Regions from separate parts of the Mus musculus genome. Here region 1 is linked to region 2. Evidence: chromatin loops called from intact Hi-C (ENCODE). Cell type or tissue: left cerebral cortex. All regions are shown on one strand.

The links. Peaks named below come from ENCODE experiments on the same cell type or tissue, not always from the same donor. Only the 100,000 strongest peaks of a DNase experiment are listed, where the experiment ranks them.
Region 1: it touches region 2 in a loop (8-fold over the local background); 6 of 42 quality-filtered maps call a loop at or near these places.

Annotation. Positions count from the first base shown.
Region 1 is chr4:25,796,905-25,804,904 of GRCm38, reverse strand. Fut9 (fucosyltransferase 9) reads left to right here and starts at 4,902. Exons shown (of 3, transcript NM_010243.3): 1 at 4,902-5,316. In left cerebral cortex, a CTCF peak has its summit at 4,730; DNase peaks (open chromatin) are centred at 5,001, 5,714, 6,272, 7,261 and 2 more places; H3K4me3 peaks cover 4,153 bases; H3K27ac peaks cover 3,948 bases.
Region 2 is chr4:25,277,588-25,285,587 of GRCm38, reverse strand. Ufl1 (UFM1 specific ligase 1) reads left to right here and starts at 3,767. Exons shown (of 20, transcript NM_001355512.1): 1 at 3,767-3,912; 2 at 4,820-4,965; 3 at 6,214-6,242; 4 at 6,887-6,984; 5 at 7,485-7,599. The coding sequence starts at 3,836. In left cerebral cortex, a CTCF peak has its summit at 4,029; DNase peaks (open chromatin) are centred at 3,761 and 4,050; H3K4me3 peaks cover 1,411 bases; H3K27ac peaks cover 1,137 bases.

The DNA of each region.
Region 1 (8,000 bases), 520 kb before region 2:
AGCTTAGGTTTTTGTAGAACTCCTAACAGTGCGTGTTGGTGGGGTCTCTGACCTTTTCATCTGCTCTTAGGATCCTTTTCTTCCTACTGGATTGCCTTGTCTCAACTTAATATGGGCATTTAATCTTATTGTATCGCTTATGTCTTGTTCAGTTCATATCCCTGGGAGGACTGCTCTTCTGTGAAGGGAAACTGAGAAGAAATGGATCTGGGAGAGAGGTTGACATTGCAGTTGGATGTATTGAAAACAAAATGAAAGAAAATAACAAAAAATAAATGAAAAGAAAAAAAAAAGAAAGTCCCAGGAGGAGGAAGAGGAGGAGGAAGAGGAAGAGGAAGAAGATAATGATATTTTTTCCTTAGAAGTTGGCATTCATCATTCTGGGAATATTTATCTGGAAATCATTGTTTCTGTCCAACATAAAAATTGAAATCTTTCATTTTGCACAAAGGTTTCTTAATATATTTAAAAATATTTCTTCTTTTCATTACCAGTTCTTAATCTTCTGGGCCTTCTTTTGTCTAAATTTGCTTGCTTATCCCCACTCATCCTTTTCCTATATTACTTCTCTGGCTTTGATTATTTGTTTTTCCATGTCTCTCCTCACCTTTACCCTTTACCTCAGTACCTACTGTTGCTGTCTTTCTACCATTTTTTGTCCTAACTCATCACTGGTCCTCTTCTCCCACTTCTTTTCTGAACCCTGCCCCCTATATCACCACTTACTATTTTTCTTATCATCATTCTCTAAAACCTTGCATTTCTGTCTGTGGTTTTCATGCTTAGAGGCAAGTCCTTTGCTACACCTTTATAAAGATTCATGTCAGAATATTAAAACAGTTTTTCAACTTCTCCATAGCAACATTTTTATAGTATAACATTTTTAACAACTGACTTATTTCAGCTCCTCTCAAGGATTTTCTTGTTTTTCTATTGATACTGTGTCTATTTTTAGCTCTTCAACATCAACTAAATTAACATATTGTTCATCAAAGTGAGAAAAGGAATCTGTATCTCCAGATTTCCCAAGTCTCAGTAAGCAGCTACTACTTGCAGTCACTGCTCCTGTCTCATCATTCCCTATCCTGTGTCTGTCAGAGATTTACAGGTGGGGTCTCATCTCTCAGAGACTGTGGAGAAGGAAACAATGCAGGTTTCTGCAGCCAGTGTGGTCATCTAGCTTTAGCAGACTCCCCTGAGGCCTGTGCTTTTTCTTTTGTAGTCATCGACCAATTCTTGTTCATAAGTACATTGTGCCAAGGAACATAAATTTCCCCTTCCCAAGTGAAATTCTCAGTTTTCTGAAGTACAGGTCTGTCTGTACATTCTTAGAGAAGATGACATTGGGACCACTCTCAGCAACCCCACCCCTTTCAAGTGACATTTACATTTGATCTTGGCATTTTTGATAAGTTTTTCATGTCTATTCAAACAACCACATTCCAGTTCCTGGCCCCCATAGGTTTGTAGAAACACATTATGGGGCCATTCTTAACTATAGTATAATGCAAAATTACATTTAGTCCAACATCAAAAGTTTCCATAGTCCACAACAGTCTTAAGGATGTAAAGAATCCCTAGTTCAAAATATCTTCTGAGATTCTTGCAATCTTTTAACTGTAATCCCCTATAAAATTAAAAGCAAAAAGCAGATGTCAGAATTCCAACATGTCATGACACAGGGTACACATTACCAATCTAAAAGGTTATAGTAAGGAAATACTGGACCATATCAAGATTAAAAACCAGCTGAGCAACCTCCAGACTCTGCCTGCCCATGTCTGATATCCAACTCCTTTCATTTTGTTGACTTCAACACAGTTGATTCTCTTTGGCTGGTTCCACACCCTGTTAGCAGCTTTCATTAGCATGTATCCCATAGCTCTGGCATCACTAATATCTCCAGTCTCCAAGGCAACTTCAATTTTACAACTACTTGTTCCAATGTATTGAAACTACACATGATCTTCTGGACTCCTCCAAGGGACTTGAGTGACTTCTCCAGCTCTGCCCTCTGTAGCACTCTAGTTCACTCCATTCTACTGCTGCCGCTGTTCTCTGTGGGTATTCCATGGTACTGGCATCTCCAATACGCTGGAGTCTTTTCCTGCAACTAGACATCACCAAAAACCTCTTATAGGCTCTCCTCATGGTACCAAACATCAAATTTTTTGCATGACCCCTTCAGTCCTGGGCCATCAACTGCAATTGAGGCTGTACCTTCACTAATGGCTGTTGCTGGCCTTTTACAGTGTCAGGCCTTAGCTGCTCTCCATGACCACTTTGTGTCTTCAAATCCAGTACCATCTCAAACTAGAGGCAAGAGGCAGAGAGCACACTATAGATGGTAGAAGATTTTTTTAAAACCTCATGCCCACCCTTACTAACATGCCTCATCTAACAAGGTCATATTCCTTAATTCTCCCCTAATAGTTGCAACCACTGGAACCCAACAAAATTTATTAGCCTAAGGAGGTTCCTCTCACTTAAACTACTACACTTATAAAAAACACAATCAAAGGATATGAAATTGAGGTGGGGATAGGGTTAGATTATGGAAGGATTTAGGAGGTAGGGGTTAATAATACAATATATTGTATGAAAGCCCAAAAGTCTCAACTATATGAAAATTATATAAATCACTACATTAAAGTCGGGGATATCCTAATCATATATGAGGAAATTTGTTTTTTGTTGTTATTTTATTTATTTACATTTAAAATGTAAATCTGCCCATGTGATTCCCTCTCCCCTTTGTCTGGAAGTTTGTACTTTATTAATTCTCAGTAACCACAATTAATTAAACAGTTACTGCCATTTGCAAACTTCATGATTCATCTCTGAGTAAGAGTGCTGAGTGGGATATTATGCTTCATCAATCATTACCTTTCCATGTTCTTTAAATGATTAATAATCGGTGGGTCTACCTGGTGTACTGCTGTGTGTACATGCTGGACACAGCAACATGTGCTCTAGAAGCTGAGGCGTCTGGCCCATTGGCCCTTACTGAATAGATGGTCCTCTTATTCTGATCATCAAAAAGACATGAAACCAAATGTTTTCATTGGCATGCATGCTGAACATGAAAGAGTCTAACAAGTTAGAGACACTGTCAAATAGTAACTTATCACTAAAATTTAACTTTTATTTTTCTTCAAGTAAAACAATACAGGAAGAGATAGAAGTTTTTCAATAATATGTAAGGCTGACTTGTTGCAGTAAAAATGTTTTTCACACTGCATTCATAACTGAGAAAGCATTTATTTTAATATGAGTACATTTGTTATATAAGGCATAATTATGTAAAGTAAAATGTCTAAATTATTTTAGAGACTAAGATCCTTTAGCACATGAAGATTTCTACATTCAGAAAAGCAGTGTGAGCCCATGGACACATGCTTGGTGCACATACACACACACACACACACACACGCGCGCGCGCGCGCACACACACACACACACACATGCACACACACACATGCACACACACATGCACACACACACACGCACACACCCACACACACATGCACACACACACATGCACTCACACACACATGCACACACACACATATGCACACACACCCACACACACACCCACACACACATGCACACACACACATGCAACACACACACATGCACACACACACACACACACATGCACACACACACACACATGCACACACACACACACACACACACACACACACACACACACACCCCAGAACTTCCTTTCTCCAGTGCTCTGCTAAGAAGTACAGGGATACTTACTGTATCATTTGAAGAGAGTTTAACTAGACTACTTTTTCTACCTGTATCATTACACACATCATCCACTTGCTTCCTGTCTGCTGCCTATTTCCAATCAGAATGCGAAGATTATGAAACAAAATCAAGGTTCACAGAAATCAGTCAGCGATACTCTGATTGTCGTTATATTTACTAAATGTGTGAATTTATTCCTTGATTCTTGAGTGTAAGAGGAGCCCCTAAATATACTTTCTATATGTATTTGAATCGTAGTCTAAAAGTAAATTTCGAGGATTGACTTGTAGTCCAACAAAATAAACAAAAACTTTGCAAAGTGGAGCTCTATCTATCTATCTATCTATCTATCCATCCATCTATCCTTTCTTTCTCTCTCTTCCTTCTTCCTTCCTTCCTTCCTTCCTTCCTTCCTTCTTTCCTTCCTACCTTTCTTTCTGTCTTTCTATCTATCCATCCATGTATCTATCTATCCATCTATCTTTCTATGTGTCTATCTACCTATGAATTTATATTTTAATGTTGCTTACAGAGAAGAGTCAATTCTGAGCACAACACTGCCCTTCACATTTACAACCTTCCCAAATCACTGAGAATTTGGTTCCAGACAATCTGCCCCTCCTATTTTAGTTTAATTTTAATCACCCCCCAACCTGACCCCGGACTTTAGCTGGTCAACCCCAGTGAAGAACAAACACAGGCAGCAGATACAAGGGACTGGAGAAGGTTGCCTGCATTGAGCTCCCTGCTGTCGCCTTCTGGCTGGACAGTCCGTGCCAAATAGCGCCTGGGGGGTGGGGGTGGGGGACAGCAATAAGGAACTGACAGAAGCGGTTGCTGCAAGTCCACAGTTTGACCTAAAAGGAGAGTGGAGGAGGGTGGCAGACTAAGAGTCTGCATATCGGAGACGCAGCAATGGAACCAGTGGCTATGTGTGCGCGCACAGGTGCCACAGGCCTGGAGAGCAATGCTGTGTCTCTGCAGCCTCCCGACTCAACACACGCGGTGGCTTGCTGAAACTGCATCCGCAGCCGAGCGTGGGTACTCCCAGGCACAGTCACCGGAGGAAGAGCCAAAGGAAAGGGCGCGAAGGGGGTTAGCATGGAGCGGCAGGGTATTGGGGCAAGACCCACAGGCTCATTTTGGAGCTCCTCTGGTGGGAACCTGTACCCGGCTGCTATGCTCCTCCCTTCTCTTCCCAACTCTCGGTGATCATCTCCATCTCCCCTCGCGCATCCCTTCCCCCCTCCCTGCTTTCTTTGCTCTCCCTCCCTGCCGCGTGCCTGCTCCCCTCCCCCTCTCCTGGCTGCTCTGGGCAGCAGCAACCTCGGCAGCCCGGGAGATGGGAAGAGAGCGCGCGGGGCGCTGCAGCTCTGGAGCCCTGGATCTTTCCTCACCCGGTGCCTTGAGACCCCGCCGCCGCTCTCGCCTCTTGGCTACCCCCGGACTCCGGCTACGCTACTAGGACAGCGCCGCCACCACCGCCAGCCCTCGTCCCGCCCGCGCCGCGCTGCCCTCCCGCGCCCTGGATGGAGCTTTCCCTCGCTGGGATCGGTGAGTACCAGAGACTCTAGGGGGTCAGGCACAGGACTGAGCGCCCACCGTACATCGTTAGATGAGGCACCCCGACCACCTGCTGGGTACCCTCCTGGCACAGGTCCCCGGGGACATTTGGTTTTAACTCAACCAGCTTGGAACTTGAACCCTTTCTCTTCCAGAGATAGCTGCTTGTACATCTTAGTCCCTTGTCACCCTCCTGCCCTCCCGCTGCTACCCTCATTCCCCGGGCAGATAGCCTTCTCCTGGTGTCACTTCAAAGAGAGTCATTGCTGCCCTTGTTGTCCCCAGGTTTTTGTGAATTCTGTCTTCTGCCTAGCGCTCGGACCTAGGTTTCTCCACAAAGTCCTCCTCTGACCCACCTTCCCTCAAAGCCTGACCACAGAGTCATTGGTCCTGCCATCCCGTTCCTCCTCAGAGACTTAGTGAATGCTGACCTCATTGCTTCCACATGATGCTGTCTTGAAGCTTTTCTGACACTCACCTCCAAACCCACACTGACACGCGGTGTGTTCTGTTTATTGTGTCTCTGCACCTGGGCTATTAAGGTGATAATCAACCATGGAAAGAGGACAAAAACAGGAAATCTTTTGGGACTAAACTTTTTGTCATTGTTTCAAAGTGCCCAACTATTTACATCGCTTAGATTCCTTCTTGTCTGAGGGCTTGTCCGCTGAGCACAAGGAAGGGCCCATATTATTTTACCTGTTATCACAGAATCTACCTTTTTTTCAGGTTTAGAGCAGAGCACCTTACACAGTCCAGCTGTGAATCTCCCTAAGCTACGCCACCAAATCTCGGCGGCAACTTTTAAGGATAGGCAGCTTTTTTAAAAAGAGGTGGAACCAGACATACCGTTTACAATCGCTTTATTATTGTTGTTATGATTTTAAATTTCAATAAGTTAAAGCCCTTATTTCCTTTGTGTTTATTGACCTAAGAGCGGAAGGTTGTACAGAGAACTTCCACACCACGCGCTTCAGGGGCGGTGTAGGTGTAGTCTCTAGCTATCCTAATGAGTTTCCTGAATGCAGCAGACCTTCCTGCTGGAATCAGGCTTATCATTTGTGGTTAGCTTGAACAAAAATAAGCATTGTGTTCAAAGAGTGAATCTGACGGGGAGTGGAGGGTTCCTGTGAACAGGAAAGGAGGTGATTTAAATACTAAAATTTGTATTCAAGATTCCTCTGTGCTGTAGTGAAAAGCAAGATCCCATACAACTTATGATTTACATTCAAACAACTTGTAAAATATTGTGTGGCGGCATCTTACTGCACAGACGTGAACATAGGGTTAATGTTTAAGGAAAATTGGGAGTATTCAAAGAAATGTAAGAAACTTTGAAGGGGAATACCCTATTTAAGAATGGACTGTGTGAATAAGTGTTTTGATATTACTGTAAGCAATTTAGGGGGAATGAGACTTGACTTGCCATTCTCCTGTTTGCAGTTGGTGGAGAGGATGATGTTTTCAGTCCTCTTCTTGGACAGGCGATTCTCCCTCTATATAAAATAGAAAGGGAAATTTGATCAAATATACGATGAGTTTGTTTACCAATGATTACCTTTAAAATCCCACCTTTCCCATTGTCAAGCATTTTATTTCACTTTGCTTTCTTGGTAGTCCTTGTCTCAGGGCAGGAGCAAAGTGACCAGCAGTGGTTTTCAGCAAATGTGTTCAGCTGCACCAAAATTCACGAGGGCCAGGTGTACTACTGTTGGTTTCCTAAATACAGAAATTTGCCTAATTAACCTTACTGTTGGACTAAGAAAAATACTCAAAACTATGTATTTAAGTTTGCAACTGCTGCAGACATTCACATATGGCATGCCGAGTGGACAATAGGCGACTTAGAAGATGAATTAAAGAATCTTTTAAATTTCCCTCTGGAGATATTTGTATTTTGTTTAGCAATAGGGTAATTGGTATGTACAGTATATCCAGCAATAATGAGTCTTCACTGAATAGATACGTCACAGTTGAACGAAGCAGAGCTTGGAGTAATGCTGAATGCTCTGTTTTTGTGGTAAGCAGAAGTTGAGATCAAAGCATTCTAACAGCATTGTAGTTTATGTCAAAATATTAACACTGCCTAAGAATCATCTATGAACATGAAAATGAATTTCTCATAAAATAGAGCAGAGGTTCTTGTTATGGATTCTTATACAGAAGTCAAAACCCTTCTGGATTTAAAGGTCCTGTAGTTAGGAAGACTCTGCAAAATCATCAAATATAACAGATGAAGAGACAGGAACACCAGTATTGGAATGGTGCATTGGTGAGTGTGTGATGCTCTTCTTTACATTGCTACCAAGAGGACAGGTGTAAAGTCAATATTTGCCTTGGCAAAGGGGATTAGCAGTTGTGTAAATGACACAGGAATTTCATCAACAAGTTGCCTTTAGTCCATGCATGGTTTTACTGAGAATGTAAGGTGAAGAGATAAAGGCTGAGGGAGATGACGAACATGGGGTGAAAATAAAGAACCTGTGACCACCAGCTTGAAACTTACCCAGATGACGATAACTGAGCACAATCCCTAAAGTTTTAGGTAGTAGCTGTTTCCCAATGTGATTTTTCAGAAGCCTCCTTTTTTTTTTTTAGGAAAAAAAACTAACACAACATTTTCTCCTTTTTATGAAGTGATTATTTCTAGAATCTGAGATGCAAAGGCAAACTCA
Region 2 (8,000 bases):
TGAGTTCTTGGTATATATAGGATATTAGCCCTCTATCAGATGTAGGGTTAGTACAGATCTTTTCCCAATCTATAGGTTGCTGTTTTATTCGTTGACAGTGTCCTTTGTGTTACAGAAGGTTTTCAATTTTATGAGATCTCATTTGTCAATAGCTGATCTTAGAGCCTGAGCCACTCGTGTTCTGTTCTGGAAATTTTCCTTTGTGCTGATGTGTTTGAGGCTCTTTCCCACTTTCTCTTCTATTAGATTCAGTGTATCTGGTTTTATGTGGAGGTCCTTGGTCCACTTGGACTTAAGCTTTGTACAAGGAGATAAGAAGAGTTCACCAATTTGCATTCTTCTACATGCCCACTGCCATTTGAACCAGCACTGTTTGTCGAATATGCTGTCATTTTTTCCACTGGATGGTTTTGGCTTCTTCATATCTCAGAAGAAAGAAATCAAAGACCTCAGAAGATAGAAAGATCTCCCATGCCCATGGATAGGCAGGGTTAACATAGTAAAAATGGCTGTCTTACCAAAAGCAATCTACAGATTCAATGCAATCCCTATAAAAATTCCAATGCAATTCTTCACAGAGATAAAGAGAGCAATTCTCAAATTCATCTAGAATAACAGAAACCAGGATAGCGAAAACTATTTTCATCAATAAGAGAACTTTTGGTAATACTATGTACAGTTTTCTGAGGAACCACCAGACTGATTTCCAGAGTGGTTGTACCAGCTTATAATCCCACCAGCAGTGGAGGAGTGTTCCTGAGGACCCAACTATACCACTCCTGGGCATATACCCAGAAGATGATCCAACATGTAATAAGGACACATGCTCCACTATGTTCATAGCAGCCCTATTTATAATATCTAGAAACTGGAAACAACCTAGATGTCCCTCAACAGAGGAATGGATACAGAAAATGTGGTACATTTACACAATGGAGTACTACTCAGCTATTAAAAACAATGACTTCATGAAATTTACAGGCAAATGGATGGATCTAGAAAATATCATCCTGAGTGAGGTAACTCAATCACAAAAGAACACACATGGTATGTACTCACTGATAAATGGATATTAGGCAAAGAGCATGGAATCCCCAAGATACAACTCACAGACCACATGAAGCTCAAGAAGAAGGAAGACCAAAGAGTGAATGCTTCAGTCCTACTTAGAAGGGGGAACAATATAATCAAGGGAAGTAGAGGGTGGGAGGGATTTGGGAGGAAGAGAAGAAGAGGAGGGGTAAAAGAGGAGAATCAGGTATGGGAGGAGATGGAGGAGACGTACAGAGCGTCAGGAAATTGAACAGAGATGTGTAGCAATGGGGGATGGGGAGCTGGGGGTAGCCACAACCAGTCCCAGATGCCAGGAAAGCAAGAGGCTTCCAGGACCCAACAGGGATGAGATTAGCTGAAATGCCCAACAAAGGGGAGGGAGAACCTGTAGAGACCATATCCAGAGGTTAGGCAAGGCCCATGGTTGGGGCATGGGGCCACCTACTCATCTCCAAATTCTTAACCCAGAAGGGCTCCAGTCAAAATATAGAGACAAAGTGTGGAGCATAGACTGAAGGAAAGGCCATCCAGATACTGCCCCACCTGGGGATCCATCCCATACAGTCACCGAAGCCAGACATTATTGCTTATGCTAAGAAGTGCTTGCCGAAAAGAGCCTGATATTGCTGTCTCCTGAGAGGCTCTGCCAGAGCCTGACAAATACAGAGGTAGAGGCTCAAAGCCAACCATTGGGCTGAGCACTGGGTCCCCAATGGAGAAGTTGGAGAAAGACTGAAGGAACTGAAGGGGTTTACAACCCCATTGGAAGAACAATAATATCAACCAACCAGACCCCACCCCCACCCCTGAGCTCCCAGGTACTAAACCACCAACTATACACTTGGATGGCTCCATGTGTATGTGTAGCAGAGGATGGCATTGTCTGCATCAATAGGAGGAGAAGACCTTGGTCCTATGAAAGCTGTATTACCCAGTGTAGGGGAATGCCCTGGTGGGAAGGTAGGAATGGGTGGGTGGTAGGGGAAGCATCCTCATAGAAGCTGGGAGAGGGAAGGATGGGAGAAGGGAGTTCCAGAGGGGAAACCAGAAAAGGGGATAATATTTGAAGTGTAAATACATAAAATATCCAATGAAAAAGGAAAAAGAAAAGAAAAGAAAGGAAGAAAGAAGGAAAGAAATTCTCCTTTGAGAACTCTTGAGCCATGTCTACACACTATTCCAACAAGGCCACACCTCCAAATAGTGTCACTCCCTGGGTTAAGCATATACAAATCATCACATCAACCACGTACTTTATATCTTATAGCACTAGGAGGAAGGATGTCAAATGTTTAATCTTGGATAATATATGTTAGGTGTTTGATATAATGCAAATGTTATCCATGTATGCATATGTTCAAGCATCACAGTGTTTCATTGCTGTCTCTAATTTGTTTTTATGTCAAAAGACAATTTCTAAATGATTCCAAGAATGTGTAATAAATCCTGTACACACTGTAGCTAAAGACATCAACTATCCACAGACTGTCTGCATGTCAACATTAACAAGGTATTTGTACAACTACAGACAGCTATCATAAAATTTTATAAAGAATGGAATGTCAGCTCTCCAAATCTATACAAGTTCGTTCTTTAAAAGAATCTCCTACCCTTTAAAAAACAGCTGCGTAGTGTTTGCTCTGTTTAAAGTTCCTCTGTAATATCATATATTGGTCAAAAATTACTACCTCCCTCCCTCCCTCCCTCCCTCCCTCCCTCCCTCCCTCCAAAGCACTTAAAATGATGGGTGGGAAGATGCTTGAAGGTTAAAGTGCTCTCTGTGCAAGCATACAGACTTGAATTCAGAGCCCAAGCTCATCTTGAAACCTGGGTATGATCATCAACCTGACTGGGAGATGAAGCCAGGAGGAAACTCAGGGGCTGGCTGGCCAGTAAACCTACTTGATGGGAGGCTGGCCTACCTTTCTGAGAGAGTCTGCTTCAAAGGATAAGATGGAATGCCAAGCTTTATCATGGAGTTCTCTAAATTTAATCAAAGCTAGGCACTTCAGAAGCCAAATGGATTTATCTACTGGACGTGTTATATGGACTAATATATTTACATAGGAAAGAAGCAAAATATTCTTTACTAAGTACAATCAGCCTTCTGATTTCCCCATTGATTAAGATTGGAAAATGGTATGTGTGAATAAACAATGGCAGCAGTTATCTTGTCTAAGAAGTACAATGCCATTGCCTTCCCTAGTTTCACTCCCAGCAACGATTATTCCTTTGTCCGAGTAAATAATAATAATAATAATAATAATAATAATAATAATAATAATAATAAGCTTTAGAACACATGAACTGAAGTCCATGGCGTTTGCTATACCCAAATAGATTCATTTTGGAAGAACAAAATTCAAACTGATGCAGTAGTGTGGAACAAGTTTCTCTAAAACTGACTTCATTCTTGGCTCAAGTAAAAGCCCCATTCACTGTTCAAAGTGGATTAGTCACGGTTTGTAAGAGTCCCACAAAAGAAGTATGTCTCGTCCGCTCAGCAAGGGCGGAAGATCATTTGATGGTTGCTGGACAGAAACAGGAACCTTGCAAAAAGGATTACTGAGTCAGCATCAGCTTGGCTTTGTAGGAGTTTAGGAAGCCGCTTCCCGCAGGCCACGCCCAGCTGAGGGCGGAGAGCTCGGCAGTCGCGTTTCTGTTCGCGAATTTCCTTGACGCAGGTCTCTTGGCCCTCTGCGCGGTCCGTCCCGGGGTGCCTGCGGCAGGCTGAAGGCTGACGTGTCTGCCGTTTCCCTGTGTCGGGGCGAGCGGAGCAGTGATGGCGGACGCCTGGGAGGAGATCCGGCGGCTGGCGGCTGACTTCCAGCGGGCGCAGTTTGCAGAGTCCACGCAAAGGTGCTGGTTCCCTGCGGTGTGGAGCCGGCTTAGGCCCGGGACGCTGCCCCGCTCCCGCACTGCCTGCCGGAACGCGGTGGGACCCCGGAGCCGGTCTGCTGCGGCGGCTGTCGGTAGAGGCGCTCGCTGCCCGGCCTAGGGCGAGCTTGCAAAGTCCCCAGTGCAGCGCGCAGCAAGTAGTCTGTCCCTCCTCCAAATCCTTTTTACGTGCAGCCACAGATCTAAGCCAGGCCCACATGCCATCTGTCATATTTTAGGGACTCCGGGACACCAACTTTTCTACACTCCAGAAATGGGGGAGTGGCCGAATTACCCCGACTCTGCGCCCGTGATTACACATCGCATATATAAGGCGAATAGACTTTGTCTCCCTGTCAACGAGTTCTTGTAGTATTTTATTTCTCTTGGACCTAAACACAGTAGTCCGTTGATGCTGTTCTATAACATTGAGAGCTACAGACATACATACACTCTCACAACAAACAAACAACAAAACCCGGGGAAAAAATTTAGTGCAAGATGGCTGTGAGTAGCTAACATTATAGTACCTATAGTTCTGCTAAGCCACATGACCTGTCTGTACACCAACTGTACCAGTAAGGCCAACATACTGTGATTTTAAAGAAAAGTTTGTTTGTTTTCAGCTGGAAAATTTGATACTTGAAGGCAGGACTAGGAGAGAACATCTGTAGAATCATAATACAGTGACGTGTGTGAATTAAATAAATAATTCAAGGGAATATAAACCTACTCTCAAGTTTTCTTTTTAAATTACTCAACCAATATCATCATACTAATAAAGGACAGATTTTGTAATGTAGAAGTTACTCAAAATTTTGCTTTCAAATACCTGGGGGGGGGGGGGGCGGCATAGCAAGTACACTCTTAAACTCCTGGCTTCGCACAGGTTGTCAGAGCGGAACTGCATTGAGATTGTGAATAAATTGATCTCTCAGAAACAGCTGGAAGTAGTCCATACACTTGACGGCAAGGAATATATCACTCCAGCCCAAATCAGTAAAGAAATGAGAGACGAGCTACATGTCCGAGGTGGTAAGTAATTCCTCAGTGTCATGCTTTTGTCTTTACCGGATGTTTGAAGAAAATACATTAAATTAAAAATAAGTACTTACGTGGAGGTTATAGGGCATTCTCCTCAATGGCTCCTTCTTTCCTCTTTGTGTTGGGTATCAGATCCAGAGCACAAACTAGGCAAATACTACCCCTGAGCTGTAACCCTTCTCTACTGATAACTTGATGATCAGCCTTCATAGGATCATGCAGTCAACCTTCGTATGTTCATATGAACATAATCTTACAGGTTCATGCAAACATGACCTTAACTATTGCCACTTAACAAATACCATGTTTTTGTTGTATTGAATTAAATGTACTATATATGTGTGTATGTGTATATATACCATATATATATATATATATATATGTGATATATATAGTATATATGTGGTATATATATGCATATACATATATGTATATATGTATATATGTGTGTGTATATATATGTATGTGTGTATAATATATATATATACCCACACTTCATGACCTAGGGGTGAATACCTAGCTGCCAGTGATCAGGTACTTAATTATAAAGGAGAAATAGAGATTTCATAAAGTTTTAAGATCTCAAATATTAAAGCTGCATTACTAAGTTTAAGAAACTTTGTAAATTGATGTACTGTGGCCTGAGGCCCACCATATTATGAAGTGCAGTTAGCACCATCAAACGTAAAATATTGTTTTGCTTTATGTTTTTGAAATTTGAGCAATTGAGCAGACTGAGCAGTTTGACTGAAACAGAAACAGCCTGTCACTAGATACCACTTGGGTCTAGCCTGGGTGTTTTGTTTCTTTCTGCAGGAGTGCTAATAACACGTGAGCTGTGATTTGCATTATCTAACAGATCCTCTCTTGCTGATAGACACTCGTTTCAGTTTTGAGCAATGGGGAAATCATCTTAATTTAGCTGCAGGCATTTCCTCTGGTCATTTTAGCTGAGTTGATTTGTGAGAAGAATTGAAATTCCTTCCACGGATTTCTCCGCGTTGTGTCCTCTGATGTTCGTAATTGGTCTGATGTGATAAACACAGCTTGGAGAACAGTGTTGCCTGTGGCTTTAACCATGAAGATTGATCAGCGAGTAATCTGTATCTAAGTCCATCAGTTACTACTGAGGTCCTATGCCCTTCCTAGAAGGACTTAGAGCCATCAGCACTGTCGGTTAGAGTTGAACCTGTTCATCTGCACGTCCATGTAATTTCAATTCCTCTCTTTTGTTCAAAGGTCGAGTAAACATTGTTGACTTACAACAGGTAAATTTATAAAAATTTTGCTTTGATTTCTTAAAGCTTTCTTAATTTATAAATACTACGGATTTGTTGGGTCCATTGCTGAAAAGAGACACCATGACCAAGGCAACTCTTATTATAAGGGACAGTGTTTAATTGGGGCCGGCTTACAGGTTCAGAGGTTCAGTCCATTATCTTCATTGTGAGAAACATGACACCACCCCAGGCAGGCATGGTGCTGGAGGAGCTGAGAGTTCTACATCTTTGTTCTGAAGGCAGACAGGAGAAGACTGGCATCCTCAGACAGGCGGAAACTCTTTTCCCACCCCTACAGTAACACACACACACACCCCCACACACACACACACACACACACACACACACACAGATTGTTTTACTCGGTGTCCCTGTCTCACCTTGCCTAGAACTGGGTATATAGACCACACTGGCCTTGAAATCATAGTTGTTCTTCTGCATTATAGGTATCTGCCATGATACTCAGCTATCAATATTTTAGAGTAATTTCAAATTTATCTAAGTGATATGTAAAGGGTGTATAAATAATATATATGTATATAAAATACATAAAAGTATAATTTTTAATCTCAATGTATAATCTCAAATTTTAAAAGTAGTGGAAACTAATTGTAATTTCTGTGTAATTCTAGGTTATTAATGTGGACCTGACTCATATCGAGAGTAGAGTCAGTGATATTATTAAATCAGAGAAGCACGTGCAGATGGTACTGGGACAACTGATTGATGAGTAAGTATAACACTGAAGCGTTCTCTCTCCTTCTGTCAGGTGCTCCAGGCCAGGCGTGGCCAGCTAGGCTTTATGTTTAGAGCTCATGTAATAGAGACATTTATTATAAAGACCATTCTTTTTAAAAGTAAGTGCTAATTTGGGGGAATACATATTTATAAATAATATATATTTTGATCTTTTTCCTATTAAAGCAATATCAAATTTTAACTTATTTATTGTGAATCAGCTACACTCAAAGTAATGTTCTAAAACTGATGTGAAATGACTATAAAATTTCTCTTGTCATAAGGAAAAAAACCTGCCACTTGATTGCCCTTACATTAATTATATCTATGAGCAAAAACTAAGGTTTAGATCTGAGCAACAAGTGATGCTCATTCCCGTCCATTACTTGGGGGCCTACAATACTCTAGCAGAAAAGCGTTAAAGGGGAAGATACAGAAGGGAAGCATGTTTCATTTAAAAACAAAAACAGAAAAACTTCTTTTCAATATTAGGAACTATCTGGATCAGTTATCAGAAGAGGTGAATGATAAATTGCAAGAAAGTGGTCAAGTAACTGTCTCAGAACTGTGTAAAGCCTATGACCTTCCTGGGGATTTTCTGACACAGGTACTGTTTTTTCTTAATAATGGAAAGAATTTTAAAGAGTCTGAGTAGGGGTCAGGACCAGGTGATTTTATATAAGGTTCAAGTGGATATGAGTCAGAGCCATGTAAATAGGTATCACCTACTTGATGGCTCTGAAGGGACTGTTCAACTGATACAGTTATCCCAAGCCCCGGGCTACCACAGGCCTGAGAGTATGATAAGTTCTGAGACTGTCATGTGTGGATTTGCTCAATACTTAGAATAGCTGCTATTTATAACCTTGCCAGGATATATACAGTTGTAGTATTATAAAATAGAGAGTGTAAAGATTAGGGGTGCTGCTCAATATTTTGCAATGTAAAACACCTTCAGCAAATAATTTTCTTATCAGAATGTCAATAGAACTGTTCTTTTTGCTGCCA